Regions from separate parts of the Homo sapiens genome. Here regions 2, 3 and 4 are each linked to region 1. Evidence: read pairs that join two places in POLR2A ChIA-PET (ENCODE). Cell type or tissue: MCF 10A. All regions are shown on one strand. Links, peaks and the distances in the headings refer to the core of each region. The heading gives the core; the rest is flanking DNA. Region 1 has its middle 81 kb from the start of CIROZ. Region 2 overlaps CASZ1 (castor zinc finger 1). Region 3 overlaps CASZ1 (castor zinc finger 1). Region 4 overlaps PEX14 (peroxisomal biogenesis factor 14).

Region 1 (7,752 bases), core at 1,454-5,453:
CCATCCCTTCCTCCAAGAAGTCCTCCATGATTCTCAATCCAGGCGGAAGTCATCCCCTTCTCGGGCAATGCTAGAAAAAGCTGCTTCCCCACCCCCCACGCCTCCACCACCACTACACACGCACCTGTGCCAGGCCCAAAAGCTTGGGGAAAAATGTGACAAACGGAGAGGGCTCTGGCCTGTTTTTCCGGAGCATCCTGAATCCAGGTGACCTCTTGGGACTTGCTCACTGCTGCCAACTCACCCAGGGTCTGAATCATTTTCTCTTCTTGGGTTTCAGTTTGCCTGTCTCTCCAATAGGAACAGGAGACAAGAAAACCCTCCTTCCCTGTTGTTGAAGGTGTCGCTGTCTTTGTGTCCACTGCTGGGGCAGCCGCATGGAGCGGGGTTTGCTTGGAGTCCACTCATATTAGCGCGTTTCCAGGACACCATGGCCCTGTGTGAGGTGCTCATGTTTGTGGGTATGAGGCCTTGAGGACCTGACCCTGAGACCTGTGAATCCTGGCGAGTGTGTGTGTGTGTGTGTGTGTGTGTGTCTGTCTGTCTGTCTTTGGGCATATGTACCCATGACTCTCGAATGGCTCAGAGCTCCCTCCTTCCCCCTCAGGTCCCGAGGGAGTTCGGCAGGCCTGGCCGTAGGGCAGGAGTCCCAGGCAGACTGGGGCCAGCTCAGCCCAGGATACAGCCTCTCCCTGCCCTTCCGCATCCCCAGCCCAGCTGCAGAATTCAGACTAAGTGAGGGAGGACTCATGTTCCCTGGGGTGAGCCACACCAGCCACATCCTCTAACGGGGTGACCAGGAGTCCCAGGGGTCAGAGGGCCCCCTCAAGGGCTGTCAGACCCCAGGGCCCTGGACCTGCTGTAGGAAAGCCCCATAAGGCCCTCCCTGCCCTCCCACAGCAGGCACAGCGGGGAACACCTCACACCCTGCCCAGAGGGACCTGGCCTTGACTCACAGCCACAAGCAAATGGAGTGAGGATCCCCTGGCGCCCCGGCTCCCCGCCCCCACCCTTGGGGCTGCTCTTCCCGCAAAATCAATCATCCTGCCACTGTTTGCGGGAAGTGGGGGCCGGCAGGAGGCCTCGCAGGGCCCTGGCTCCCTTGCAGGGTGACAGCTCTTGAGTGCTGCCCCGGCTCACTGGTGATGCTGGGGGCCTGGCAAAGCACTACCGAGAGAATCCCATCCTGACCTCTGGACCCCTTCCCAGCTGGCCAACCAGGCCCAGGGCTGAGAGGGCGGGGTGGTGGGAGTTACCCCGGGGCTACTGCCAAGGGTGCAGCAGACAGGGCCTTGGAGACAGAGGAGCCCCCCAGAGGCCAGGGTGGAAGGAAGTAGCAGGAGGGCGTGTGGAAGTAGCTTGAGCTGTGTTAAGTGTCTCTTCCATCTCTTCCACAGGATGTATGACCTGATTCATTCATTCGTGGGTTCAGGGGGAGGTGACCAAAGACTTCACAGTCCTCCAGGAGCTGGAATGTTATGATGCAGGGGTCTTGACTGGCGGTGGGGGTGGGCCAGGGTGATGAGCAAGGGTCCCAAAGACTTCCTCCCTCAATTGGCCTCGGCTGCCTGGATTCCACCATAGAGAGCCATTGCCTGACCCCAGGGAGGCGGCCCTCCCGCTCTCCTTCTGTCCACATGAACATGCCCCATGGCTGGGGAACAGACCAGGAGCTGCCAGGTCTCTGGTACCCTCTGCTGCCACCATGACTCTTCGTAAAAACAATAATTGAAGCCTCACACTCAAAGAAGGCTTTAGGACATAGAAAATACCCTGTAGGGGGCCGGGCGCGGTGGCTCATACCTGTAATCCCAGCACTTTGGGAGGCTGAGGGGGCGGATCACTTGAGGTCAGGACTTTGAGATGAGACTTGCCAACATGGTGAAACCCTGTCTCTACTAAAAATACAAAAATTAGCCATGCGCGATGGCACACGCCTGTAATCACAGCTACTCAGGAGGCTGAGGTAGGAGAATCCCCTGAATCCGGGAGGCAGAGGTTGCAGTGAACTGAGATCGCATCACTGCACTCCGGTCTGGGTGACAAGAGCAAGACTGTCTCAAAGAGAGAGAGAGAGAAAGGGAGGAAGGGAGGGAGGAAGGAAGAAAGGAAGGAAGGAAGGAAGGGTCCTGTGGGGGGTCAGTGGGGGAGCAGATGTAATGATTTTCACCCCATTTTGCAGATGAGGAAACTGAGTCTTGGAGAAGTCGGGCTGCCTGAATGAATGAGCAAATGGCAACACGTTGGGGCAGTTAGAGCGCAGGGAGGAGGAGGAGGAAGAGGAGGCGCTGGGTGTGTGATGGGGATGTGGGGGTGCTGAAGTTGGGGGCAGGAGAACATCTCCCAGTTGATGTGTTCTCGTGGGAAGAGCACTGCACTGGGAGTCCTGCGGCCTGGTAGAGCCCTGGCTCCTGTACTGACACGTTGAGCAAGCCCTGCCTCTTCCCTGGGCCTCCACCTCCCCCTCTGTAAAATGGAGTTAATAGCCCTGCCCTGCCCCGTGGGGATGTTGCAGGGAGCAAACCAGTGCTACTGGATGGGAAAGGGCTTTGGAAACCGCAGGGAACTGCCAGCGCACCAGAGTCATCTGCCCACGTCTGCCTCCCGGCCTCGCAGTCCTGGGGGAGGCAGCCCAGCTGGATCTCGGGGTCTAGAGCGTGGACCTTTGCCCAACTTTGGAGTTCCAGAGCCTAACCTCTCTGGGCTCCACTGGGCTCAGCAGCCTCCCCTCCAGGCTGTGAGCTCAGGGGACCTGGAGAGGCAGCCCGAGATCCACCCAGAGCCTCCTCCACCTTCCCCAGTACCTGGGACGGGGGTGTGTGTGGCGGGGATGGCAGGCCGGGCTGCCAATGTGAGTATTAGCTGGCATGAAATAATTTGATGGTGGTGATAAAGGCTGGGCTGCCCGGGGCCCCAGAGCCCCACCCAGCTCCCCCCGCCCACAATTCCGCCCCCTGCCAATAACATCGAGGCTGAGCTGTCTGGGTTCCGGCTCACCATTCTCAGGTGATGAAATCCCGGCTCAATCAGGCTGGCTAGCGCTGCAGTTACCAAATCGCTATAATTGAGATTAATTTGGGGGCTGATTGGGTCAGCCCTTGCAGGCACCCATTAATTAGTAGGGGAGGCTCAAAGCCCCAACAGCTGGGCCCTGCACCCAGTGGAGCCTGAGGCCACTGTGGAGGGGGGCACTGAGAGATGCCCAGGTAGGTGTGTGTTCCAGAGGAGGGGGCAAGCTGGACAGAGCCTCACCCACCCCATGCCACTCCCGCCTCCTACCCAGTCCTAAGCTCGCTCCCACGCGCAGGAGGGGAGGGGACAGCAGAGCCTTTGACTCAGGCCCAGAGGCAGCTCTGGGTCTCTAAGGGTTAAAGGGCTCATTACAAGGGTGGGGAGAGGTGGAGAGGGTGCTCAGGGCTCCTTGGACTTCAAACAGCTCTTGCAAAACTTCTAGATGAGTTAAGTGCAAATGAATTTGAAACAGACAATGAAGTTCCCTTTAGAGACACCTGGGCAGAAAAATGAAGGGAAAAGCGCCTTAGGGAGAGCTCGTTTGTGGATTTTTTTTTCCTGAACCCAAAACACACAGGGAAAAACAAACCCACCCGTCTACTCGTCTACTCCGGGTGCCAGAGGCGGGCAGGCACGCCCTGACTCAGTGCTGGGCTGGCAGCAAGTTGGGCACACACGTGAGGCCCGGGCACACGCTGGGGAGTGGGGGGCAGCGGCACAGACGTGTGTGCAGAGCCGGAAGTTCCGGGCACACAAGTGTGGAAGTGGCACTGGTCCTGGAAAGGAGCGGAGCCCCTAGGCATGGGAGGATGAGGCGGCAGGGAGAGGGCATACGTGTGTGGGTAGCTGGAAGGAGGCCAGATGAGGGTGAGGGGGCAGGGCCCATTTGGGGTGAGGGGCAGAGCTCAGGCCCCGCCCCCCAGGGGCCCTGGCACCCTGGTCACGTGAGTGCTCCTGACCCCGGGGTGGGGCCCTCCCAATTGCCAGGTGGGTGAGGTGTCAGAGTGGGGGCCTCTGGGCCTGCCTGTCCCTCCCCACTCACCCGACTTGCTCCGGTTAATTGCCCGGTGCTTTGTTTTTTCCCTGTGAATCTCACAGAGGGACAAAAGCAAGTTCTGAGTCACCAGGAACCGCCTCCCGCTTCTGCCCACGCTGGAGCCTGGTCCCCACCCCACTCCGAGAACCCAAGGACCCCGAGGTGGTGGGGTCTGGCCCAGGTTGACTTGTGGGAGCCCTGGACCCTGCCGGGTCTGTGAGGTGTCCCCACCGCTGACCAGCACCCCTGGGGCCCAGGCATGTGGCTTCCCTGGGGGCCCTGATGGAGCAGCCTCCTCCCTGTGGCGCATTTGCAATTCATGGCTCCAGCCGAGATTGCATTAGGGCCTGGCTGTCACTCGTGATGAATGTCGCTTGTTTTCCAGAAAAAAACAGGCCCTGGATCCAGAGTGACAGGGCTTCAGGAGGCACCGGCCCTCCCTTCCGTGCCTGAGGACCGGGGCATGGCGGGTGTCCCCAGTGGTCTGTCAGCAGCCTCAGAACCTGACTCCTTCGGGGGCTCTTGAGGATCCCAAATAGGAGCTCTCCCCCAATTCCAGCTCCCCAGGCCTGTCTTCCCATCCCTCAGGTTCTCCCAACAGCCCTGTGGGAGGAATGCTGCTAGAGCAGCTCCACTGGACAGATGAGCAAATTGAGGCCTGCAGGAAAAGGGAAGGTAGGCGCAAGTGCGTGGGCTGGAGGGGAACTGGAGAGGGGTCCAGGGATCTAAAAGCTCAGAGAGGTTCCTGAGGGGGAAGTCTGGGAGACAATCTTAGGGGAAGTGGATTGCAGGGGTGGGAGGTGAAGAGACTCCTTGCAGGCTCTGGCTCTCCCTACTACATCCTGTCTGTGGGGCTGGGCGGCTACCCCGGGACCCAGGACTGCCGTCTGCCCACACCTTGCCCAAGCTCTGCACTCTCTCTTCCTGGCAACTCTTTCTGTCCAGAAGACGGGGGTCCCACAGGTCTCAGGCTCTGGGCTGTGCCTTCTGGCAGCCAGTAGCTTCCATGAAGGCAAAGGAAATGCATTCCTTCCCATCCCAACTCTAATCAGGCCCACAACCGGGCTGGGGGGACGGGGATCTGGGGTGCGGGAATTACCTGGAGGTCTCAGCTGGGCTCCCTCCCACCTGTCCCTCCCCCTTCTCAAAGAGCTCGCGTTCCCCAGGACTTTGGGAACACAGAAGCCCAGATAGGCCTCCACTGTGGCTCAAGGGCTCACAGTGGCTCCCACTTTCCCAAATTTTACTCTGTTTCATCTCTGTTCCTGCCCTCACCATCTGGGAACCACAGCCTTGAAGAGTGGCAGACAGAAGAAAAGAATTCTATCCATGAGTGTCTTGTCAGGCCCATTCCCGGGAAAAAGAACTATGTTCACCGTGCCCCTTCACCTCCGAGATTGAAACAATTTAGGCAGGAGATGAAATGGGTCATGTGAATCCTCTTATCACAGGTGAGGAAACTGAGGCCGGGGGTTCAGAGCAAGAGACAGAGGTTCTGTCCTCTGTTGAAAGTAGTGGCTTTTTGTTTTGTTTTGTTTTTTGTTTTTTTGTTGTTGTTTGTTTGTTTTTCTGAGACGGGATCTCACTCTGTCACCCAGGCTGGAGTGCAGTAGCGTGATCTCGGTTCACTGCAACCTCTGCCTCCCAGGTTCAAGCAATCTTCCCGCCTCAGCCTCCCAAATAGCTGGGATTACAAGCGTGAGCCACCACACCTGGCTAATTTTTGCATTTTTAATAGAGACAGGGTTTTGCTATGTTGGCCAGGCTGGTCTCAAACTCCTGGCCTCAAGTGATCCTCCCACCTCAGCCTCCCAAAGTGCTGGGATTACAGGCATGAGCCACCGCCCCCAGCCGAAAATAGTGTTTTGTTCACTGGTGTATCTCTGTGCCTAGAACAGGGTCTGGTATGGAGTAGGCATTTGCTGAATGAGCGAATGAATGAGTAGTGGCCTTAGCAGGACACAGGAAGCTCTGGGCTGCTGGGGAGGCTGAGCCATGAAGTCTGGCACTCGGGCCCTTCATGCCCCCTCAACTGCCTCCCCCTTGGTCTGGGGATAGGCAACCTGCTGCCTGCTGACACAGTCCCATGGGTGTCCCTGTTGCAAAGCCAGCTGATGGGATGGGGGCCTCGCTTTCCCCCAGTCAGAGTCCAGGTTCCAAGGTGCCCAAAGCTCCACAGCCCCAAACCCACCCAAAGGGACCAAGGCAGTGCAGGCCAGAAGGAAAAAAATACAAAACACCCTTCACTGGAGGTCTGGAGCCTGAGGCTGGGCCCAGATGGGCCACTGTAATCACAGCTCCTTGTGTGCCAGCACCGTGCTAGGCGGGCACTCATTGTGTCATTTCCTCCCCGTGACAGTGTGCTAAGCCGGGTGCTGTCTTCTGCTCATTATACACCTGACCACATCCCTGGAATGGCTGGGCCCCTACTGCTGTCCTTGCGCATGAAACAGCTGGGGAGCCAGCCCCTCTGGTGGCCCTCCCCTCCCCAGGTAGAGCCCCTGTCCTGTCCCGGCATTTTTGCCCAATGTGGAAAGCCTTGCCCAGAAGGCCAGGCGTCAGCTCCTGCCAGCTGCCTGCCCCATTTGTTCCAGGGCGGCCCCAGGGGCATCCTCACAGTCGTCCAACACTCAGGTTTTCCTTGGCAGCAGGGCTAGAGGAACAGCTCTGCATCCATGTCAGTGACCCCACTCCCTCTGCCGCAGCCCCAGTCCCCAGTGTCTGGAGGCCAAACGGTTTTCCAGAAGCCAACCCTGCTGAGTCCCTGACCCTTCCCTGTATGGGCAGATGTTGGTCCCATCTCCTACGATGTGAACAGCTGAACTGCACTCTGGAGCAGGCCAGAAGCCAAGGCTCAGAGGCAACATTGTCCCCACCTCCAACTGCACCTTCCAAGCGAGGCATGGAGCCAGGCAAAGAGAACACTGGCTCTAGAATGAGCTGGGTTCAAATCCCAACACTGTCCCCTCGTAGCTGTGTGACCTTGGACAAATGGCTTCCCCACTTTGAGCCTCAGCTTTCTCATCTGTAAAATGGGCATGGCCGTGTCTCACATCACACAGCGGCTATGGGGCTCCCGGGAGCTACATGCAGGCATTGGATTCTACACACTTGGTGTGTGGGCACCATCCCTCCAGGCCCTGGTCCCCATCCACCCCTGTCATCTGTGCCTGCTGCTGTGCCACTTCTACCACCGTCTATCAGAGCCAGCTGTGCCTGCCGCCATCGGGGCACCATGCCCAGCCCCATATACCCCGGGGGCCCTGCCACGCCCTGTCCTCCCTGCAGCCCACACCATCCAGCCTGCCTCAGGCTCCCAGATGAGAAGACTCCCGCAGCACCCCCAGGTCCCAAGGGCACCCTCTTTATCTTCACCCACGGGGGCCTTCTGCACCCCCAGGGACTCCTCACCAAGATCTGGGACCCAGGGGCCATGCCGGAAGCCCCTCTGCTCCCAGAGGGCAGCCCCCGCCCCTCCGCTACTCTGCCCGGCTGGTACCACATCCTGCCGCAGCCCTGCGTCTATTTCATCAGGCCAAGGATTGCTTTTTAAATAAATCTAAAAAACTCCACTTCCTCCTTGGCAAGTTCATTTTAAGTCATTTTATCTCTTTCCCCCCTATATTTTTCCCAAATAATGTGATTAAGTGACTCAGCGCCGGCTGCCTCTGGCAGGCCTGGTCTCTAATTCAGTTTGAGGACGG
Region 2 (7,752 bases), core at 2,891-6,890, 260 kb before region 1:
CCCTCCCTCTGCTGGGGAGGGAGGAGGCCATGTGGTTGGGCTCAGAGACTTGGTGTTGGGGCTGTTTTGTCTCAGATGTTTCGCTTTTGGCCCCTGCAGCAAACCCTTCTTAATGCTGGGAACACAGGTCCTGCTAAAGTGACGGGTTTCCAGGCCCGGGCCGCCCCCGCTCACTCAAGAGTCCCTGGGACCCGGCTGCCTCCACCTGCTGGAGGGACCCCTGGAGCAGGTCCACCCCCACCCACTGGAGGGTCCCTGGGAGCAGGTCTGCCCCTACCCACTGGAGGGTCCCCAGTACTGGGCTGCACCCACCCACTGGAGGGTCACCGGGAGCAGGCTGAACCCACCTGCTGGAGGGTCCAGCCCCAATCTGGTTTCTGGCCTGCGGGTTGTGTCTTTCATGCTTGTCACCTGGAAGGACACTCCTGCATTTCCTGTTTCCAGCTACGTGTTCCCCAGGGACGAGCGGAGCCCAGTTCAGTGTCACACTATGGCTTGTTCTCCTTTTTCCCTGGCCTCCTTGCTGTCCCTGAAGAAGCAGGTGTCTCAATTCCCAGGGGCTGCCACCCTCACCTGGACGAGGGGGTCCTGCCTACCAGGACCCCAGGAGTCCCAGTGTCTGGGAGCTGCGGTGGGCAGACAGGTGGGCCAGGCCTCGGCCTGGCTCTGGGGACAGTGACTGCCTGTGTCCCACCCTCAGACCTGCTGGGTCACAGGCCTGCATCTGGACGGATCGGTTCCTGAGGAGTCCCCGCCCCCTGTCATTTGCTGCCTGGTGGCCATTGTCTGTAACTTCTCAGAGGTCCCTCCTCCAGTGGGACTAGAAAGGGAGACCAGAGGGCAGATACCCTGGGAAGGAAGGGAAGCCAGGGCTGTGGGGTTGGTGCTGTGGAAGTGAAGTGCCAGCTTCCCGGCTCCATTTCTCCCTGGAGAGCTGGGGCCACCAAGAAAGGGATTCCCTGGGGCTTCACTATCCCTGGGGTGGGGGCAATGGAGACCTCACAGGGCAAGCACTCTCCATCCTGGGGGTCAGTGGGCTGGCACATCCCTGAGGCTCAAGCGTGGAGGAGAAACGGACAGAAACCTGGGCCCGGAGGCCTTTTGCCCCTGTGGGTCCTGAGCACCGAATTCGGCTTTTGAGGACAGAGTCTGGCGTGATTTCAGGGAGAGAAAAACCCCTCCCCAAAACGGCAGGAGTGCTGCCTAATAAAGCCAGCTGCTGGACCAGGGAAAACAGCCCTTTGAAAAAAAAAAGCCTTTCATTAGAAAAATAATGCATTTCATCCAAATAAGGTAAAAATATTCGGAATGGGGCAGAAGTAAGCAGCAGGCAGCGCCTGTCAGGCCCTTTCTGGAAGGGAGAAGATTATTAAACTCAATTACAATGTATTTTTATAAAGTGTCTTTTAGGAAAGAACTAGCCCCATGCTTGGAGGCCGGGGGACAGCTGCCCTGACCTCACCCCGGACCAGCTCCCTCGGTCCCCGGGGTCTGTCCCGGCTCCTCCGGTAACTCGCTGGTTCTGCCTTGGGCAGGGGCATCTACTTTGGGAAGGACAGGGGACCTCCCTTGGTGTTTGCGACTCGCAGGACAGGCCAGGAGGCGGGGGAGTTGCCTTCGGGGGATGGTAGGGTCTCCGCCCGCCTGGGGCTGCCAAGTCCTTCAAAAGCCAAGGCTCCCAGAGCCAGTCCCATCCCAGGACCCTGGCTGGGACAGGGAGCGCCTGGGTCAGGGGAAGGGGCTGCTGAGTTTGTACCCACAGGTGGGATGTGTAGCAAAGCCAATCCACATAGAAGGGGACAGAGATGCGAGAACCTGCCACCTGCCCATCGGCTCCCTGTGTGCCCACAGAGTCTCTTTCCCTCTTTCTTTGTTTTTAATAAACGCATCTGAGCAAGCTGTGTTCATCTTTCGGGGCCCTCACACCCAGGTACAGGTGGAAGAGTTTTCTAGAAGGTTTCGCTTCTGCCCTCCTGGCGGCCCAGCCAGGAGCATGGAGGCGCTGGGTCTCCGGCCTTGCCCCAGACCCCTCCCTCTCCAGGTGACCACCCTGTCCCTGCCCCAGACCCCAGGAGGGAAGGGGAGGGCAAGCAGGGGCCATTCTTCAATGGCCAGACATCTCTGTCCCCAGGAGTTGACTTAATTTGTCTTTTGTTTAAACTGGTTTCTGCCAAGGCACCAAAAGAAGAGGTCAGAGCCTCCAGACAGGGCAGGCACGGAGGCGCCAGTGAGACCTGCATGCAGGTGGGAGCTCCAGCCTCAGGTGAGGTGCGCTCCTGAGGTGTAGCACCCAGGTAGACCTGGAGGGCCTGGCCGCTCTTCCTCCTCCTGCTCCTTTGCTGTGTACAGGGGCTTCCCACCTAGGGACTGGCCACCGCCTGGCCAGGGGGAGCCACGCCCGAGCTGGCACATGCTGACATGCATGTGCGTGCACATGTGTGTGGCACCCTCACACTCACGCAGGGCCCAGTGGGCCCTTTTCAAGAGGTCCCCATGTCCTCCTCCAACACGTGCCCATTGCAGGCCACAGCTCAGACCACAGCCTTGGCACTCTCTTTAATGCAAAACGGGTCTGAAATCTCGCCTGGCATTGAGGGATGACTACCTGAATCATGAATAAACCTTAATAATTTACTTTCATTGAGCACTTTATAGTTTGTGTTCTCCTAGAAGAAGAAATGAGATACATGATATGTTCATCAGAAAGATGCCTGAAACCTTTCCTTGCTCCACGACAGATACTGGAAGGACCTTCTTTCAAGCGACAGGGTCATGGCTTTAAACACCACCATGACACTTGGCATCCAGATGCGTTATAGCCCCAGGGGGAGGAGCCAGCCTCAGGGAGGCTCCGGGCAGCGAGGTTCTTTCTTGGGGATCCCTGCCTCCTTCCAGTGGTGTGGGGCATGGGGCTTACTGGAGGCCAAGCCACTGGGTCCAGCTGCTCCAGCGCTGGCTGTGGGCCCCCTGGGAGCTGCCGATTCCTCCCTGACCTGCCCCAGAGGGTGCGGAGGCACCTCCCAGCAAGGATGGCCGGGGCCTGGCTGCTTCATTCTCAGACAAGGCTCTGGGATTCCAGCCCTTCAGAGGGCACTGCTGCCAGCCCTGGTCCTAGACCAACGCTACCTGTGGGGCCAGGGCCACCTCCCGTGACAGTGGATGGGCAGCTGGCCTTTGCCCAGTGGCCTGGTATGCTGCCCAGAAAGGGGGCTGCCTGTCGCCATGTCCAGGCTGGGGCAAGGCCGCTTCGTGAGCGCCAAGGCCCGGCGCCCACGGGTGACTCAGGTTGCTGGTGGCGCCCCTGCTGGGCCAGGTCCGTGGGAGGTGGGCAGGCCCCTGAGCTCAGCCCTGAGCCTGTGCGGCGGGTTCTGGCCCTTTCCAGGAGGTTGCAAAACACTTGAATTTGCCCCAGTTTGGGTGTAGGAGCATCACACACCACAGCTAATTAAATCCCAGAAGGAAAGCATGCTTTACTGCATTTCCTACTGAGTCCAACAAGCCACAGGGAGTGCCGTGGGACCTGGGCCCATCCCAACCCGCAGCTGCAGGCCCCCTCCCGGCTCTTGGGGGCGGTCTCAGAGTGGGCAACACATGCCTGGTGGGGGTACGAGCTTCTCTCCACCCTCTGGGGCGGGGCCTGGGATGTGGCATCATGGGCTGGCCTGGGTGCAGCGTCCTGAGGCCTTGAGATGCCTCTGAGAGGTCCCCGAGTCCCCGTTCCCCTTCCTTGGGCTGGACTCGGGGCCCTGCTTGTCGTGAGGTTGGTTGACCCTGGGTGTGGTCCATCCAGGCCCAGAAGACCAGGGGGCAGTTTTGGGGTCTGGCCAAGGTCAGCAAACCACCCTGAGTCCCCATTCTCCCTCCCCTGGGCCCCAGGAGTCAGTGCTGCCCCAGAGAGCTGCCCACTGTGCCGGAGCCTAGAGGGAGCTCTGTGGCTGCACCACCCACCCACCGGCTGCTCAGGGCTTGGCTCCCTGCCTCGCTTCAGGCCCCACGGGAGGCCCACCAGGGCCTGGGAAGCTCCAATAATGGTTTTAATTTGTTGAACTTGTGTTTTATCCCATAAATTAGTCACTGTTTTATTTAACAGAATCAAGATATCCGCAAACAATAGGCGAGTTCCAACTTGAACATTTTAATAAGACAGAAAAAAGTATATATTTTCATGTCTGTTACAAACATATTTATGTAAATAGCCTGTGGGCTGCATTCCAGGAGGAAAGAAGAAAGGGAGTGCCCGCGCGCCGGGGCTGGGCTGGAGACGCACTTCTGCGGTGGGAAATGACACAGGCCTGGGCGCTGTGGGCTGAGGCCACTCCCCTGCCGTCCCTGGTCCCTGGTGCCTGGTGCCTGGCCGGCTGGTGCCAGGCTCAGTGAGGGAGAAGCGTGCTGCGATAACCGAACCTCTCCAGCCCCCAAGTCTGCCTGTTTCCTCATCGGGCAAGTGGTTGTGACATCCCTGTGGCTGGGGTGTGATGAGCCGGTAAGACTCCTCAGCGTGGAAGAATGTGGCAGATCCCGCACACATCCCCTCCCCAAGGTCCCAGGAAGCTCCGGCCACCTGGAGTCCAGCTCAGGGAGGGGCTGCCAAGGTGATTCTCACGATGTGGTGTCGTGAGGAGCCGGCCATCAGTTGGAAGTGTCAAGACAAACTCTCGGAGCGCCTGGGAGGCCTGTACTCCAGGCTAGGTCTGGTGGACACTCCGGCCACTGTGCTTCCGAGGGAGCCAACCACGGTGCCACCAGGGCTGGCAGCTCAGGCTCTGGGCTGGTGGCTACGGACCCAGGAATTATCGGCCCCTTCTGGCTCTGCCACCCTGTGCTCCAGGCAGGAGTCGCGCCAGCATCCGGATTGGATCCGGGTACGCGCCGTTCCCAGCCCGGGCAGGTCCCTGCAGGAAGGAGGAAGGAGCCGAGGGAGGAGGCAGGAGGGTGGCCCTGCCAACGCCGGCCCAGCAGCCCAGGAGAGGAGAGGGTTGGCTGGGGTGGGGGTCCTGGGAGGCTGCAGGGCCTTTGTCCGACGACCCAGGCCTTGGTGTCAAATGGCTCTGCCCAAAGATGGCTCCTGAGCCCCAAGTGGGGGCTTCAAGCAGGGCTGGGGAGGAGGCTACCCTTCTGGCCAGGCCAGGAATGAGCCCCCTACCTCTGTCCCCAGCAGCCCGGGGACAAAACTGGTCTGTTCCCCGCTTTTCCTGCCAGGGTCGAAGGGTGCCCAACTCCTCCCGTCACCCCACCGGTGTAGCTGGGTCATGGCCAGCCGATTGGGGGCGATTTTAAGAATAAAAGATAACTTGATAGATTTTTTTCCAGTTTTTATTGAGTGAAAATGTCAAACCTTGCATCAGTCATGCAAAAAAAAAAAAAAAAATCAAATAAATAAAACACATATATTAAATTTCTAATAGCACTAAATTCAAGTGGAAAAATATTCAGTTCTTAATAACCAGGTGCCGAGGAGACCAGATTCAAGTAATCAGAGCACACGCTGTTCAGCTCGGGTTTCACGTTCTGTATTTTTTTTGTCTCAAAACCTCTCTATATATCTCTATATATCTATATATGTATATACATATAGATATATACACACACATATGTGCATACATATTATTTGATATTTATATATATACACATACATAGTTATAAAACATTAAAAAGAGCATTGGTGGATCAAGCATTGTTTCCCCACAGAAAGAAAATAAAACAAAAATTACACGTTAAAATTCAAAATGAGCTAGCAATGGCTTATAGTCCTAGTGTGCAATATGAAGTTTACAAAAGGCTAGACTCCGCACTGTCGGCATCTTCTTCTTTTCTTCTTTTTTTTTTTTAAGTTTGATTTTGCTACATTGAAAAAATGTTTGTGTGTGTGTGTTTTTTTTTCCTTTACAAAACTCCTTCCACAGACGCCCGGGGCCTGTGGCGGGTCACTGTCTGGGCAGATGCTCACAGCAGCACGTGGTGCCCACAGAGTTCAGGAGGCTCTGGTAGGGGCTGTTTTAGAAAATAACTGATTTCCTGTTGAATCAGGTACGCTCCGTGCGACCACTCCTCCCTCCCTGCTCCCTGTCCAGTTCGGGTGGTCCTGGCTTTCTGGCTGTGGGCAGCTGAGAGGACAAAAGAAAGGAAGAAAAAAGGGAAAAGTAAACCACTGCCCCCCAGTTGAGCCAGGTTCCTCCTGGAGACCTCTGGGGAGGAGGCTTCTGGATGACAGCCTCCCCGCCAGCCTTCCATTCCCTCCTAGGCCTGTTCTCTCCCGGTGGCCCAATCTGACACCAGCTGGTGGCCTGGAGTAGGGAAGGTGGGCAGGTGTGGCCTCGGGCAGCCTGCCCTCGCAGGGGACTCGGTCCCCGGGGACCTCAGAGCCACTGGCCAGGTGTGTGCCTGCCAGGTCAGGCCCTGGCCCGGGCTTCGATGGCATCATCATCTCCAGGAAGGGGGATGTTTTGCAAAGGGAACCCAATCTGGGTAGACTGCACCAGCGAAGAAGCATCCCAAACAAAGTAATAAAACAAACTGGAAAAAAAAAAAAGCCCTATAAAGCCACACGCATCACCAAGAGAGAACTCAAATGTTAAATTAACTACAAACTTGGATCAACAGTAATAGTCCTTTTTTCTTGTCTCTACAAAATTCAAGTTAAGAGTTGGAATCACGCAGCTCCCATCAGTGCTATTGTGAAGACAGACAGCCTCAAACAGTTAAGGCCTCTACAAAAACCCTGGACCAAATCCCACAGGATAAACGGGACTGAGCCTCCAACCTCAGGCCGGGCCCAGGCGGGTCTGCACTCTCACCACGCCTGCTTTCTTCCTTTTTGTTCTATGTAGAATAATAACCTTTACAGGAAAAATACTGTACAACTTTCTTGTATTTTTTTCCATTTTGAACATTAAAGCCAAAACCAGGCGCATCCTTCCTGTTTGCACCACCAGGGTGGCCGAGACCCCGCCCCGGCCCCCAGCGGGCTACTCTGGGTTTTGGACGCAGCCTCGGTTTCCCTGGGGCGGAGGCTGGGGCCAGGGAGTCGCCAAACAGACCCGACCCAGGCCTGGGGGAGCAGCCGGGCCCTGGGGTGGGGCTGAGCTGGAGCTCCGCGGCTGCTACTCCCGTGAGGCTTCCTCCACGGTCCCTGTAGTGTCACCCGTGCTGACTGCCTTCTGCCCGTCTCCCCCTGGGCAGGGGGGAGGATCCTAGCTGCATGAGGGAGGCCCCGCCAGCGGCTCCAGGAGCCACCCCGCCCTGGTGGCGCGCGGTGGGGGTCCCGGTGGCCCCCAGCGCCCGTCCCAGTCCTGAGCAATGGTCGCGGGGCCGAATCGGCCGCGGGGAGGGGCGCCGGGGCAGCGGCCGGGAGCTGCGCCGCATTCGCCCGGGACCCCTGCTCCTAGGTTCCCTACCCCGGGACAAGAGCACCTTCTGTTTCCCTGAAGAGACCCGGCCTCCCTAGAGCAGGGCCACCGCCGCCGCCTGTGTCCTCGGCCGCGGAGCACCAGAGGGGTCCCCGCCTCTGTCCTGAGACGGACTCGGGGTCCGGAAGCACCGGCGGGGCGCGGGGCTCTGCCCAGGGGCCGCTTCGCGCGGGGCGGCGCCGCTCCCGAGGCCGAGGCCGAGGCCGCCGCCAGGGCCACCCGCGGGCGCCGCTAGGGCGAGGAGGCTGCAGTGGGCGCGGGGCCGGGGGCGCCCAGGGCCGCCAGCGCCGCCAAGGCCGGGGTCCGCGCGCCCGCGCCCGCCGCCTCCGCCGCCGCCTCGGGCAGC
Region 3 (7,752 bases), core at 2,013-6,012, 170 kb before region 1:
AGTGCCCCAGTGCCCACCCTCTGAAAGTTGGGAAGCTTTTACGGTTCTGTCCTGAAGGACTCTCTTCCTTGGTCCCCATAGCCCCCAAGCCAGGTTCCTAGACTCCAAGAATGAGAAAACCCCTTTCCCAAGGTGCCAGGAGTTACAATAGGAACTTCTGCCTTCCCACCATGTCCAGGAAGAAAAAGTGTCTGCACCCTAGGGTTCAGGGTGCTAGGAAGCAAAAGTGGAGCTGAGAAGCTGGCCTTCACCTCGTTCCTGATCAGAGGCTGAGGAAGGCCAGGCAGCAGCTGCCAGGGCTGCCCTCAGCCCTTGCCCAGACTGTGCCGACCTGGGAACCTGTGGAGCCCCTGGCTAGTGGCCAGACAGCATGTATGAGTGTTGGGGGTGAGCTGGGGGGAGAACTCAGGCTTGCCATGCCCCGGCACCATGCCAACACGTGGAAGGTTGAACTAACCCCGGGCGCGATGCCACGTGCCCAGAAACTGGGCATCTGCTGGCACAGCAGCACGTGAAGAACGAGGGGTCCTACCACCGCCTATGCTCCGGGCTCCCCGTCAACACATCGCGGTGGTAGGTCTGCTCCTTCCCCACATGGCACTGGGTATGGGGCCTTCCAGTGTCCCCTTGGCACCATGCCTGCCACATACTGTGGGCTATCCCCATTGGCACCAGGCCGCACACGGGAGGACTCAGACACCCTGCTGGACTCTAGCCAAGCTCTGAATGGCTCTTCCCACTGGCCTGAGGCCATCAACTGGGCACCTCTGGGTTTGGGCCCCTGGGACCATCCATTTACTCTAAGGGCCCATGGGACCACCCTCCCGCCCCCTCTGTGCCCACAGACAACCACGCACCATCATTTTATGGACCACGGGAAAAGGTCAGAAGCTTTTGTAAAACTAGGTGCAATGTGCAAACTATCTAAAAATGAAAATGAACGTCCTTCCCCTCCGGTCACCAGGACAATCCTGTCCCACTGGTTAAATTTTCATTTGTGTTCCAATCGAGGGCGCAAACCCCAGAAACTTTCTGAATTGTTTCTCTCCCCAGCTGTCTACTGGCCTCTTGCTCTCTTTCCAACTCTTTCTTTCTTGGCTTCTTTTTTTAATTATTATTATTTTATTTTTTATTTCCCCCTCTTGGTCAGGTTAAAGCGCTCCTGAGGGGTGATTGACGGGGGTTGCCATGGAGACCCCGGCTTGAAAAAAAGCCTCGTTAGTTGCCAACTCTGTGTGTTGTTGTTTTACAACTGTGACCGACCGTCACATGAGAGGGGGGACAGCTGGGGGCCGGGCTGCACAAAGGGGAATGGCTTTTTAATGGAGTGCCTGGCCGGCGCTTGAAGACTCAATAAAGAGTTGCTGGTGAGTCCCCTCGCTGGGCCGGGCCCAGCACACGGGGGCCGCAGGCCCTTTGTTCCACAGGAGCTGGGATGGGAAAGTTGGGAAAACCAGCCCCTGAGAGGTGAAAACAAGAGGCCTTCCCCCCCCACTCTCCGGACAGCTATTTTCTGTCACTCTCACGGTGCCCGGACCGAGGGGACAAAACCCTGTCTTGGACAGGCTGCCATGCTGGGGGAGGCGGTTGGGAGGCAGCTGGGGGAAGGGGAGTGGGGAGGAGAGGGAAGGGGTGGGGAGGAGGGGGCGGCCGGCCTGCGGCTCCTGCCCCCCAGGCCCTCGGCGTTGAAGGCAGGTGGCCAATGGGAAACTAGGCCGCTGCAGGGCGGGAGGCCAGAGGGCCCAAGACAGGCCTGCGCTGGCGCTAATGGGAAGCAAGACGGCTGCAGGGGGGCTTCCTGGGGGAGGAGGACCAGGCTCTTCTAGCTGTGGGCCAGGAGCATGCACACATTCACAGGCTGGCACTGCGGGGCAGCCGGGCCCAGGTGGCTCCTCTCCCTCTCCCCGGCCACCCCATGAGAACTCCCCCACCCCCTTAGCTATCTTTCCCACCGCAGCTCCTCATCTGTCCCGGACAGTCCAGGGAGCCAGGAGGAGTTGCTGAGTGGCAGTCCACCATCAGGCCAAGAACTCAGCCCCTTCAGATGGCAGAAACCAAGTGCCAGAGCCCTGGGGGGCTTAGGGGAGCAGTTCGCAAAGCGTGGTCCGCAGGCCTCTTCCCGAGACCCTCTCAGGAGGCCATAAAGTCCCCATAGTGGAACACAGTTTCTACGTGCCCTATTCAACGTGGGGACATTACGCTGACAGCGCAAAGGCAGCGGGTGAGCGGAACTGCCGGCGTCCCGGCACAGACCACAGCAGTGTGTGAGAAGGCATGTGTTCCTCAGCACACGCCCTTCCAGCTCGAGAAAAGCCATATTCACTTTATTTTATTTTTTTTTTTATTTTTGACATGGAGTCTCGCTCTGTCGCCCAGGCTGGAGTGCAGCGGTGCTATCTCAGCTCACTGCAACTTCCGCCTCCCAGGTTTAAGCAATTCTCTGCCTTAGCCTCCAGAGTAGCTGGGACTACAGGCCTGTGCCACCACAACTGGCTAATTTTTGTATTTTTAGTAGAGATGGGGTTTCACCATGTTGGCCAGGCTGGTCTCGAACTCCTGGCCTCAAGTGATCCACTCGCCTTAGCCTCCCAAAGTGCTGGGATTACAAGCCATATTCACTTTATTTATTTATTTATTTATTTTTCAGACAGGATCTTGCTCTGTCACCCAGGCTGGAGTGCAGTGGTGTGATCTCGGGTCGCTGCAACCTCTGCCTCCCAGGTTCAAGCAATTCTTCTGCCTCAGCCTCCCGAGTAGCTGGAATTACAGGTGCCCACCACCTCAGGTGATCTGCCCGCCTCGGCCTCCCAAAGTGCTGGGATTACAGGTGTGAGCCACTGCGCCCGGCCCCATATTCACTTTAAAATGTCCTTGATGAAGCTGCAAATATGATTAACTTTTAGGAAGTCTTGACCCTCGAGTATGCATCCTTTGAATATTCGGGGAGGATGAAAGGGAAGCATGCCTAGGGCCTTCGAGTCCAATGCCTGTCTGAAGGACATGGACCCGTGTGACTGAGCTGAGAGTGGAACCAGCTGCCTGCTCCAGGGAACACCATCTTTACCTGAAAGAGTGACTGACAGACAAATTGTGATTTTTCAGATTTGAGTGTTTGGCAGCTATTTTCTCAAAAGTGGACAAAGTGGGCCTGTCACTTCCAGGGGAAAAAAACCTGACAATATTTGTTGCCAATGATAAAATCTGAGCTTTCCAGTGAAAATCAGACTTTTGGAAAACTTATATCTGCCACTGCAACCTTGACGGCATCCTAATACTTAACAGCTTTTCTGATGAGACCAGTAATGATACTAATGACTGTGATTTTTAAAAAACATCATATAGGCTGGGTATGGTGGCTCATGCCTGTAATCCTAGCACTTTGGGAGGCTGAGGTGGGTGGATCATGAGGTCAGGAGTTCAAGACCAGCCTGGACAACATAGTGAAACCCCATCTCTACTAAAAATACAAAAATTAACCGGGCATGGTGGCGTGTGCCTATAATCCCAGCTACTTGGGAGGCTGAGGCGGGAGAATCACTTGAACCCGGGAGGCAGAAGTTGCAGTGAGCCAACATTTCACCACTGCACACCAGCTTGGGCGACAGAGCTAGACTCCGTCTAAAAAAAAAAATCATATAATGAAATGTGTCAACACTCTGAAGACCTGCATTCCTCAGTGAGCCAGTATTTTCCACATAACTGATGTGTGAGGTTACAAAGTCTCACATCAGGGAATGAGTCATTCAAAGTGCTCATAGAGCAGCTTGAGCAACATAGTGAGATCCCATCTTTACAAAATAAATAAATAAATAATTTAGCTGGGCGTGGTGGCTCATGCCTGTAATCTCAGCACTTTGGGAGGCCGAAGCAGGAGGATCACTTGAGCTCAGGAGTTTGCGACCAGCCTGGGAAACACAGTGAGACCTTATCTCTACTAAAAATAAAAAAAAAGTAGCCAGGCATTGTGGCATGCGCCTGTGCTCCCAGCTACTTGGGAGGCTGAGGTGGGAGAATCCTTTGACCTGGGAGGTTGAGGCTGCAGTGAGCTCTGATTGCGCCACTGAACTCCAGCCTGGGTGACAGAAAGAGACCCTGACTTAAAAACAGAAACAAAACACACACAGAAAAACAAAACGAAGTGCTTATAGATCAGTGGGGTTTACTGAAACAGTACACAAAGTTCATTGATGTGGTTTCAGATTCCACCTTGGAACTAACCTGTGAGAGTCTGTGATAGTCTGCAAAGGCCCTTGAGATACTCCTGCCTTTGCCAACTACACATCTGTCTCCAGCTGGATTTTCTTCATAGACTTCAACCAAAACAACCTATCAGAAAGGTTATGCGAAAGAAACTTGCCAAAAAATGTAAAGCAACTCCACTCTTCTCACTAAAATTTTGTTTTGGAAAATACAGTTATTCTCAAAAATATGTTCTTTATGTTAACACATCATGGACTTATTGCTGTTATTTTTTAAATGAATTAATAAATAATGATTTTTAAAATTTCTCAGTTTTAATGTCTTAATATGCTAAATATCCATATATATAATCCATGCAGGCCAGGCATGATGACTCATGCCTGTAATCCCAGCACTTTGGGAGGGTGAGGCGGGAGGGTCACCTGAAGTCAGGAGTTCGAGACCAGCCTGGCCAACGTAGTGAAACTCAGTCTCTACTAAAAATATAAAAATTAGCCAGGTGTGGTGGCACAGGCCTGTAGTCCTAGCTACTTGGGAGGCTGAGGCAGGAGAATCACTTGAACTCGGGAGGCAGAGGTTGCAGTGAGCCGAGTGCAACTGCACTCCAGCCTGGGTGACAGAGCAAGACTCCGTCTCAAAAAAAAAAAAAAAAGAAAATATATATATATATATTCCACACAAACCAAAACTTTAAGAGCCCCAATACTTTTTAAGATCATAAAGGGTCACTGAGACCAACAGGTGTGAGAACCACTGTCTTGGGGAACTAGGGGCAGAAAATACACGTGGTGGAACGCAGTGGAGTAGGGCTTCAGCTGCGATGATTCTCTGGCCCACAGCTGGCCTTAGAGGTGGTGTGGGCCTGCTTCACTGATGCTGCCAGGATATCTGAGGGGAATTACACATCACATCCTAGGTGAGAGATTCAACCTCGGGCAGGATGGTGACCCTGGGATGCAGAGGCAGAGGAGGGGGAGATGGTCCTACAAGTAGTAAAAGAATCACCCGGGGAGGTGGCCCCTTCTGCCTTGGACTTGAAAAGGGTCTGGCTCCCATGGTGGCAGCAGCAGTGCAGGGGACGTGGGATCCAGGTGAGGTAACACTGCCCTGGGCCACACTTGCCCCATCAGGGCATAAGGAGGAGCTGGTGGAGAGGGTGCCTAAGAATTTAGAGCCGAACAGGGAGTCTTGCCACCAGTGTGCAATTCACAGGATGCCCTGGGCCCCTTCCCAGGGACGTGTTAATTATCTTCCCCCACTGGTCCCTGGGGGTAACCAGGCTGGAAATGAGCAAAGGCGGGCTCTGGCTCACCTTGCTCTGTTCTGCCTGGGAAAGCCCATGGTCCTCGGCCCCAGGCTTGGCTCTAGAGCAGAGATGTGGAATTTTCCAGGGAAACTTCAAAATCATCACTGAGAGGGGAAGACATTTGAAAACTGATCTTAAAGAGGAGAAAGGAAAGAAAGAGGGCAGGCCAGGCTTCCCAGGGTCGCCTCCAGCACGGGGGACTAGATGTGAAAGACAAGGCTGTGTGTTTTCATTTCACACCCAGAGTCCCCAGGACAGGACCCAAACTTGACCTGGGGCCCCAGATCATCCTTCCTCCAAGAATGTGAAGCTCAGGGACACACAGGCTCTGTGGCCTCTGCTGAGAGTGGCATGTCCGACCAGCTAAACCTCTGTGTCCAGAGACCCTGACACTCGCCACTGCCGAGAGGAAGCTCATGGTACAGCACCCTACCAGGGCCACCTGCACGCCTGTCCATCCCACACACTTCCCAAGAGCTGGCTTTGTATCAGGGACCACATTAAATGCTAGAGGCTCTTCAGGGACAATGGCAAAAAGGGCTCCACCCTCACTGGTCCCTGCTCTCAGAGGTGAGCAGAGAAGTTACCGGGCAACTATAACTCAGGGACGGGCACTGAGACTGTAAAGCTGTGGGAATATATGAAGAGAGGCCCAACTCAGTCTCCACTAATCCTGGAAGGCTTTTGGGAGGAGGTGGCATCTATGATAAGACCTGGAAGATGAGCTCAGAGGAACCAGTACAGTGTAGTCAGTACTGGGCAGCCTGGACTCTGGGGACACAGCTGGGTTGGAATCCTTCCCTGCTACTTCTTAGCTCTGGGATCCCCAGCCTTGGCCCCCTCTTCTATAAAATCAGAGGTGATATTGGCACCTGCCTCACAGGGCTGCTGAAGGAGAGTCCATGAAATAATGCAGCTAAAGGGCGTGGCACAGCACTTGGCACATACTAAGCAGTGAATAAATGTTAACTGTTACATTAATAACTAGCGAAAGTGCTAGTCTCACCCCTAACAGGTCCACCTGGCCAGGCCCCCAGGCCGACCCAACCAGGCAGAGCCACCAGCCCAGGAGGAGCGCTGGTACATCCCCAGCCCTGCTCTCTCAAAGTACAACAGCACACATGGGTGGGAGGGGACAACCCCAGGGCCTGCCCGAGCAGATGACAGGCAGAGGTGGCAGCCGCCCCCCTTCCTGAGCCTGTGGAGTACTGAGCACCACTCATGCTGATCTCAAGGAGTGTGTCTTCCAGCACCGAAACTCCAAGTCACCTGCCTGGGAAGAAGCAAGAAAAAAAAAAAAAAAAATCCCATGGCCGTGCCCTCCCTTGGAAAAAAAAAAAATTCTAGGAAACAAAATACAACGACATCTTTTTATTTTGTTTTTTTTCGGTAATTATACTAAAGATGAAAAACTCATAATAAACATCTCCCAGTCCCCACCTGCTAACAGTAATTATAATAGACTCAACAATAAATGGTAAAGCAGGGCAGAGCTGCATCTCGGGAATTCTCTAGGGCATGTGGATTAGCTCGGAAAGCCTGAATGATTAAAATACACTAATTAAAATTTTGTGTTCCTTGGTAACTCGTCTGCCTGGGCCCCTGGTGTTGGCAAAATGGGAATTAACGTGACAAAAGCAACACAGAGGGTTTTTGTTTTAAGTAAAGAAAAAAAGAGAGAGAGAAAGAGAGAGAGAGGGAGAAGGGAAGATCTATATAAACAAGTTAGACACCAGGAGAGAAGAAAGGCAATGTGGTTTTCTCTCTTTCTCTAACCGGAGCACCACAATGTTTGGGGGTGGAAGGTGTATGGCACAGTCCATGCCATTAAGGAGAGGGCCCTTTACACCTGCCCTGGGGTGCCACGGAGGATCTGAGGAGCATGCATCTAGGGGTCACTGTTTAAAAACAATTACTGGAGAGAAGAGGGTGGGAGAGAGAGAAGTGGGGGGCCACAAGGGCCCACCCAGTCCGGCTTTCCAGAGGCATCCCTTGAGGGCGGCCACATACTCTCAACTCCCCGCCCCATGACCAACGGGACCCTGGGAGGACGCAAGGGAGCTTCTACCCCATTGCAGTTGCACAAAAGAAATTGAACACTTTTGAGTTGCCCTTAGCAACCTAATTGCATCAGTACATTGCACACAGGAGCCAAAGTAACTGAATTTTGATGAAAAGACGGCGGTAATTTACGGCATCACAAAATTAGTTGTCATGGCGACGGGTTAATTACATCTCAAATTAAC
Region 4 (7,752 bases), core at 1,313-5,312, 390 kb before region 1:
ATGGTAGCAAGGAGTTGCTGACAATCAAGCACACAAGTTGATTGATTCCTTTTCCTTTTCCTTTCCTTTCCTTTCCTTTCTTTATTTTCTTTCTTTCCTTTTCCTTTTCTCTTCTTTCCTTCCCTCCCCTCCCCTCCCCTCTCCTCTTTTTGTTTCACTCTGTCAACCAGGCTGGAGTGCAGTGGTGCCATCTTGGCTCACTGCAACCTCCGCCTCCCAGGGTCAAGCTGTTCTCCTGCCTCCTCCTCAGTAGCTGAGATTACAGGTGTGCGCCACCACACCCAGCTAAGTTTTTGTATTTTTAGTAGAGACGGAGTTTCAACATGTTGGCCAGGCTGGTCTCAAAACTCCTGACCTCAAGTGATTTGCCCACCTTGGCCTCCCTCCCAAAGTGTTGGAATTACAGGCATGAGCCACCATACCTGGCCAATGATTATTTCTATAAATGGTTTCATTTAACTAGCATTTACCGACAGTGGATTTTGATGGAGAAGGAGAATAAAGAACAGGTATTAAACATCTTTTAGGCTAGGTATGGTGGCTCACACCTGTAATCCCAGCACCTTGCGAGGCTGAGGCAAGAGAATTGCTTGAGCCCAGGAGTTTTGAGATCAGCCTGGGCAACGTGACGAGGTGCCATCTCTATAAAAAATGCAAAAATTAGTGGGACATGTGGCTCGAGCCTGTAGTCCCAGCTACTCTGGAGGCTGAGGCAGGAGGATTGCATCAACCCAGGAGATTGTGATTACAGTGAGTCTGGGTGACAGAGCGAGACCTGTCTCAAAAACAAAACACAATCTTTTTTCCCCCCCTTTACCATACTTTTCCTTTGCTGTATCTTGTTGTCTTGTGTGTACTTTGAAATTTTTATTTTATTTAAATTTTATTTAAATTTTTATAGAGACAGGGTCCCACCGTGTTGGCCAGGCTGGTCACAGTCTCCTGGGCTCAAGTGAACCTTCTCTTTAGCCTCCCAGAGTGCCAAGATTACAGGTGTGAGCCACCCGGCCCAGCTTGTGTGTATTTTTTTTTTTTTTGAGACGGAGTCTTGCTCCGTTGCCCAGGCTGGAGTGCAGTGGCATGATCATGGTTCACTACAACCTCCGCCTCCCGGGTTCAAGTGATTCTTGTGCCTCAGCTTCCTGAGTAGCTGGGATCACAGGTGTGTGCCACCATGCCCAGCTAATCTTTGTATTTTTAGTAAAGACAGGGTTTTGCCATGTTGGCCAGGCTGGTCTTGAACTCCTGGCCTCAAGTGATCTGCCCGCCTCAGCCTCCCAAAGTGCTGGGATTACAGGCTTATGTGTACTTTTGAGAGTCGTTTAGAGTCTTTTGTGAAATGAAGCAGGGGTATCAATAAGAACATATTTTTAAAACTGTGTCAAGAGCTTGCATTTGGCATCCCTGTCTGACCAACTTGCTGTTTGGGTCCCATGGAACGTACTCACCAGGCTCTTGGTGCTCTGAACAAGGCAGGTCCTCAGCCAGTCTCTCCCACACTCATCTGTACCCCAGGAGCTAGTTTGTCCCTAAACCTGTGTCCTTGTATTAAACATGATGTCAACAGGTGAACTAAGAGTGTGAAGAGAGGGTTCTGCAAATATAATGTGTTCTTTTTTTGTGTGTTTTTTTGAGATGGAGTTTCGCTCTTGTTGCTGCCCAGGCTGGAGTGCAATGGCATGATCTTGCTCACTGCAACCTCTGCCTCCCAGGTTCAAGTGATTCTCCTGTCTCAGCCTCCTGAGTAGCTGGGATTACAGGCATGCGCCGCCATGCCCGGCTAATTTTTTGTATTTTTAGAGACGAGGTTTCTGTATGTTGGTCAGGCTGGTCTTGAACTTGCGACCTCAGGTGATCCGCCCGCCTCGGCCTCCCAAAGTTCTGGGATTACAGGCGTGAGCCACCACGCCTGGCTATAATGTGTTCTATAAAAAGAAATGTGAAAAGAAAGTTTTATGAAAACTAAGTTAAATGCTTTGCTAAATGTGAATTGCTAAAAACATTGCTGTCAAATTAGGTGTGAGCGAGATGACAGTTAAACATTAGAGGAAGATCATAAACATCTAGAAGGATTCTGTACTTTGATTGCTTTACTGATGTCTTGAAGTTCTTACTTTGCTTTAGAAATTGTGGAGGCTGTGTTATGGGTAGGGTTTATGCAAGAAAGACGTCTGGGAACTTCAGTCTGTGGGCCCACACTCAAAGCAAAGGGCTTGGCTTTACATCAAAAGATCAGCAGTGACTGAATGTTTATAGGTTTTCAGTTAATAGAAAATGTTTTCAGTATGTGGAGCAGGTTCCATTTTTGATTCCCTGCTTTAACTGATTTTTTGATTAACCGAACAATTACTAGCTCCGATCACATAGGCCAGGAGGGCTTCTACTCTGTAATATTCTGGCCTCGCTGTTGGTGTCTTTATTTTGGTCTCGCTGTTGGTGTCTTTATTTTGGTTACTTTGTTTGATTCCAACAAATTTGTGAGAATTACTCATTTTGCAGTGAGGAGACTGAGCCCAGAGCATTCAAGTTCCTACAGCTAAGAAGTGGCAGGACTGGGATTGAAAGCTGGTGTCCATGCTGCTGAACCTGTGCAGACGGGGAGAGCAGGTATGGGTGCGGTGTGGACCGCGCTGTCAGGCACACTAGCGTGCGTGCGGGGCGCCCGCTGCACAAACGTATCTTCAGCCGATGCTCAGTGCTGCCTGGTGATTCTGTACCTCCTTTCTGAGGCTGCTGCCTTAGTGTGCTCTCCGTGGTTGGAGTCTTTTGTGTGCATCTTAGCTGTTGAAAAGGCGCCTATTAATTTATCACAGGTGATGTGTGCCTCCTTGTGCTCAGAGGAGGCGTCTGCACCCATGTACCTCACTAATGACAGGTTATGGGATGGAGAGGAGATAATAGGATCTTTTCATGTGATGTCTATATAGCAAGGTGCTATGCCCCTGGTAGCTTCTAGGGGGCAGCAGCCGCTTGTTGTTCTGTCTCTTGCTGGCGGGGAGAAGGTTGGACAATTGAGCAATTTGCTCTGGACTCCAGCTCTTAAAGTGGTGCCTGCAGGTCTCCAGGGAGTCACTGGAATCCGCATAAGTAAAGAAAATACAATATCCAGGATCTTTTATTTCTACTTTCTCTGCCCCCTCAGGTAAATCCTTTATCTGTGTTTCTATCAACATCCACAAATTCCTCATTGTCAGAGTTAAGGCAGCAAAGTTCACCTGCTTTGAAGATAAGAGAATAGAGATGTCTTTAAGAGAGTAAAATCTTTCTGTCAGATCTTACTTGTTGCCAAGAGCTAGACATTGATAACCCACTCAAATAATGTTTAGAGGTTTTGAAACTTTCCCCCATGGGCACGTGTCTTTAATTCTGTTGGGAATACCACTGTCATATGGTTGATTACCTGTTCTTCCTGTCAGCATTTCCCCCCAACCCCACTCCCTCCCCCTATCCAAACTAGTCTTACAGAGGTTTCTCTTCAATTCTAAATGACTTATTTCAGAAACACATGAAGGGGAACATTGCAGATGTGCCATTTTTTTGTTTTTTGTTTTTGTTTTTTTTTTGAGACGGAGTCTCGCTCTGTCACCCAGGCTGGAGTACAGTGGTGCGATCTCGGCTGTCTGCAAGCTCCGCCTCCCGGATTCATGCCATTCTCCTGCCTCAGCCTCCCGAGTAGCTGGGACTACAGGCGCCCGCCACCATGCCCTGCTAATTTTTTTGTATTTTTAGTAGAGACGGGGTTTCACTGTGTTAGCCAGGATGGTCTCGATCTCCTGACCTCGGCCTCCCAAAGTGCTGGGGTTACAGGCGTGAGCTGCCGCGCCCGGCCTTGGATGTGCCAGATTTTTAGATTGGGGGCCCAAGACTGACATATGGGCAACTTGTGCCTTGTCAGAGTGAGTCCCAGCTCCCTCCCCCCCAGAAGTGCACCTCCTACTGTGCCCTCTGAATGCTCCTGCCTGCCAGATCTTCCAGCTGTGTGGCTGAGGCAGGTGCCCAGGAGGAGAAAGGCTGGTTGCAGGCAGAACCAGATGGTTGCAGTCCACACGGGGAAGCAAATTGGCCGTGACATTTCAGCCATGTGAGGTTTATTTAGGATTAGCTAAGAATTCTCAGCCTTGACTCCACTGAGGGAGGAGCGGGTGACCTAGGGCCACTTTCTTGTGGCTTTGCATTCTTTCAGGCTTTCATCTGAAGATCCCAGGGTACTGGGGAAGGGTGGGAGTTTCCATCCAGCTCCACTGCAGAGAGTGGCATTCCTGAAAGACAAAGGCATGCCTCCTTTTTTTTTTTGAGACGGAGTCTCGCTCTGTCGCCCAGGCTAGAGTGCAGTGGTGCGATCTCGGCTCACTGCAAACACCGCCTCCTAGGTTCACGCCATTCTCCTGCCTCAGCCTCCCGAGTAGCTGGGACTACAGGCGCCCGCCGCCACGTCCGGCTAATTTTTTTGTAATTTTTTTTTGTTGTTAGTAGAGATGGGGTTTCACCATGTCAGCCAGGATGGTCTCAATCTCCTGACCTCATGATCCGCCTGCCTCGGCCTCCCAAAGTGTTGGGATTACAGGCGTGAGCCACCGCGCCCGGCAAAGGCATGCCTCTTAACCTCACCTCTCCAGCTCTCTGTTGTCTGAAAAATGGCAGTTAATAGAATTTGTTAATAAACAGAAGAAATAACGAGAAATAGTGGCACATCATTTGACAGTAAGGTGGTTTATAATTTCTGTTTATCAAATGATTCTCATTATTATTATTTCTATTGGATTTTTGAAGAATTCAGCCTGGTCCCCAGAGCCCCATTTGTAAGGCATTTTATTTCTTTATAATATCTAGAAATAACTTCAGTTCCAGTGAAATCCAGATCTGTGGTCCCATCCCACTCCCCAGCCCTGGTTCTCTCCCCTTCCTCTCTGCTTGTCTTCTGTGACCTCAGCGGGCTCCATCAGGTGGGGGTATCCCCTACTGACCAGACTGGCAGAGCTAATGCCGGCTGGAGGAACGCTGCCGTGTTTGTTTTTGCAGTTCCTGGATTTGGTTTAATGTACAATTGATTTTTTAAATGTATTTAATCATTTTTTTCTTACCTCTTAAGGATTAACCTGCACAAACCTCATTTTATCCTAAGTGTGGCTTTGGGAGGAAGGGAGGAGAAAATTGAGTTTCTCCAGCTTATTTTATTCTTTTACGCTTTATTTTCCAAATGGCTTTTCCTGCCGAAGCAGCTTTGTATAATACAATGTATTTTCGTGGCCATTACTTACTCATTACTAACTGGTCTCTCCTGCTTCCCTTTGTCTGTGAACTAAATACAGGGGGCCTCAAGATAATTGGTAGCTCCATCACTGACCCACCAATTATAGATCAGCAGGGAAGGCAGCCCAGGGATGGTTTGTGGTTGGCACAGGCTGCCCACCTAGAAATGTGAGTTATTCTCTACCTGCCACCAAGTTGGGCTTGACTAGATCGATCCTTTCCTAATTTTGGACTTTGGCATCTCTAATTGCATCACACGGCTCCCTGGTTTACAGGTTTCAGCCTCATTTCATCCCTACACGTGCTGCTGGTGTCTTTCTTAGTTCATGCCTCCTTGGCATGTCTACAAAGTATTAATTTGCAGAGGTTTTGTTTGTATTTTCCTTTGAGGTTCCCTGGTGCCTAGAATGGTTAGATGGCAGGCTGCAGATAAATAATTCTGTTGAAACAGCAGGTTTCTGTGCATTTTTGTCTGGTGTGTCCAAGTAAAGGCAAGTCTTTGTGGGCACCATATTAAGCCCCCTTTTTGAGCATTTATCTGATTTGTGTTCCAGCTTATCTACTTTGCTCTGGCATGGAGAAGGAAAAGTCCCATTTCCTGCTAGGCTGCCAGGCACTTATGTAAGACTTTTAGGTGCCAAAGTAGGAAAGGAGTCCCTGTGTTGTATGGCCGTATATATTTTGCATGTGTGTTTCCTGGCTGTTTGGCACCTAGGCACTTTGCTAAGCCCTGTATGGGTTGGGCATATACCGTATTGCTCAGCTCCTGGCAGAAAATAGGCACTCATACATATTTGTGGAATGAGTGAGTGTGTGTGCTCACTTATGTGCGATGGAGATGATGAGCCAAGGAGTTGGATTGCACAGTTGCTGCCTGGCGTCCTGCTAGGAACTTAGGGTGCAACATTCCCACTGGGCCACACATATGCCGATGTTCAGTGGATGACTGCTACGCAAGCAACATAAAGAGGCCATTTTATGAAAGGGAACATCAGAGGAAACATTATAACTGAGACCTTTATAGCCTTTCCATTATTATGGTTTAAATCTTGACAGTCTTTATTTGCAATGACACTGGGACCAGTAAAGACAATGCTCACTCCCACCTCCTCGTTCTCCACATCCTGTTCCGTAGCTGTGGTGCACCGATAGGCATCGTTAAATGTGCAGGCAGCAGAGCTGCTGGTTTGTCTAGAAACAGCCCCTTTTGACTCAGAAGTTGGAACCCAGATGACTCACCATTCTATTTGTTTTATTGCAACTGTCATTTCATAAAATGCCCTGACAGCTTTAAACTGTAAATGCCAAAGTGAGGTTTTTGTCTTTTTTATTTTGTTATCTCCTGTTTTTTCTAATCTTTTATATTTCTATTTTCTCCTTTCTTTTCAGACTTATTTTCTCTTTCATTACTGTCTCTTTCTCTGTCCCTCCCTTCCTTCCTGCCTCCCCCCTTTGATGACTCTAATGGCATGAGTAGTTGAAGTGGTTTTTGCTAACATCATGGTGCGTTCTTTCCAGCTTTAATGCTATCTGATTGAGCGTGTCTCCCCTCAGATTTTTGTGTAGGGTTTAGAAATGGAAATGACCATGCACATCAGAGTTTAAATTTTCCTAGGAAAGTCTGCCATGAACTGTAGGACCTATAACTTCTAGAGATGGAGGGACCCCTGACATCTGTGGACTATGGACTCCTGACTTCTGTGGACTCTAGAATTTATGACTTCTGTGGATTGTGGGGCCTCTGACTTCCATAGACCGTGGGACTGTGACTTCTGTGGACCCAGGGACCTCTGAATTCCATGGACTGTGAGACCTCTGACTTCTGTGGCCTGTGAGATCTCTGACCTCTGTGGCCCGTGGGACCTCTGACTTCTGTGGTCTCTGGGACCTGTGACCTCTTTGACTTCCAAGTCTTCTGTGGACTGCAGGACCTCATCAACACGTGTATTGCCAGAAGAGAGGCTTGATTGTGTTAACCTGTTTCTCTCCAGAGGTGTCACATACTAGAATTTCTGCTCAGTCTTATGGCTTAGGTGGGGTGTTGAGTCTAAATATATATATTTTTTGAGACGGAGTCTTGCTCTGTCACCCAGGCTGGAGTGCAGTGGCATAATCTTGGCTCACTGCACGCTCCGCCTCCCGGGTTTACGCCATTCTCCTGCCTCAGCTTCCCGAATAACTGGGACTACAGGCGCCTGCCCCCACGCTCGGCTAATTTTGGTATTTTTAGTAGAGACAGGGTTTCACCATGTTAGCCAGGATGGTCTCGACCTCCTGACCTCGTGATCTGCCCTCCTCGGCCTCCCAAAGTGCTGAGATTACAGACGTGAGCCACCGTGCCTGGCCCAAGTCTAAATTTTTAAGGACTAGAGCTCTCAGACCAGGACTTTCTGGATCTTTTTTTCTGATACCCAACACTGTGGCACTTGACTAAGTCACCTGATTGATGACATGAGCATTGCTGGGTGTTGAAACACCTGGCCAGGGAAACAGAGACTTCTG

Evidence for each region. Peaks named below come from ENCODE experiments on the same cell type or tissue, not always from the same donor. Only the 100,000 strongest peaks of a DNase experiment are listed, where the experiment ranks them.
Region 2: POLR2A ChIA-PET joins it to region 1 with 8 read pairs; 2 of 35 experiments call an interaction of 5 or more read pairs at or near these places.
Region 3: POLR2A ChIA-PET joins it to region 1 with 5 read pairs; 4 of 35 experiments call an interaction of 5 or more read pairs at or near these places.
Region 4: POLR2A ChIA-PET joins it to region 1 with 12 read pairs; 3 of 35 experiments call an interaction of 5 or more read pairs at or near these places.

Annotation. Positions count from the first base shown.
Region 1 is chr1:10,897,512-10,905,263 of GRCh38, forward strand. No RefSeq gene overlaps it. Among named protein-coding and RNA genes, the nearest start is that of CIROZ, 81 kb to the right of the region's middle. RefSeq lists an enhancer at 7,561-7,752. In MCF 10A, for the core only: no CTCF peak of the experiment used is centred there; DNase peaks (open chromatin) are centred at 2,560, 2,930, 3,480 and 4,070.
Region 2 is chr1:10,631,305-10,639,056 of GRCh38, forward strand. It overlaps CASZ1 (castor zinc finger 1), which reads right to left. Exons shown (of 21, transcript NM_001079843.3): 21 at 5,300-7,752. The coding sequence ends at 7,638. Among named protein-coding and RNA genes, the nearest start is that of PEX14, 160 kb to the left of the region's middle. RefSeq lists enhancers at 1,730-2,693, 3,656-4,618. In MCF 10A, for the core only: no CTCF peak of the experiment used is centred there; DNase peaks (open chromatin) are centred at 3,547, 4,397 and 4,837.
Region 3 is chr1:10,727,485-10,735,236 of GRCh38, forward strand. All of the region lies in intron 2 of CASZ1 (castor zinc finger 1), which reads right to left. Among named protein-coding and RNA genes, the nearest start is that of CASZ1, 65 kb to the right of the region's middle. RefSeq lists enhancers at 100-897, 898-1,694, 7,337-7,752, 7,565-7,752 and a silencer at 6,574-6,623. In MCF 10A, for the core only: no CTCF peak of the experiment used is centred there; a DNase peak (open chromatin) is centred at 3,707.
Region 4 is chr1:10,504,662-10,512,413 of GRCh38, forward strand. All of the region lies in intron 2 of PEX14 (peroxisomal biogenesis factor 14), which reads left to right. Among named protein-coding and RNA genes, the nearest start is that of PEX14, 34 kb to the left of the region's middle. RefSeq lists enhancers at 2,683-2,742, 2,773-2,832, 4,007-4,695. In MCF 10A, for the core only: a CTCF peak has its summit at 2,959; a DNase peak (open chromatin) is centred at 2,970.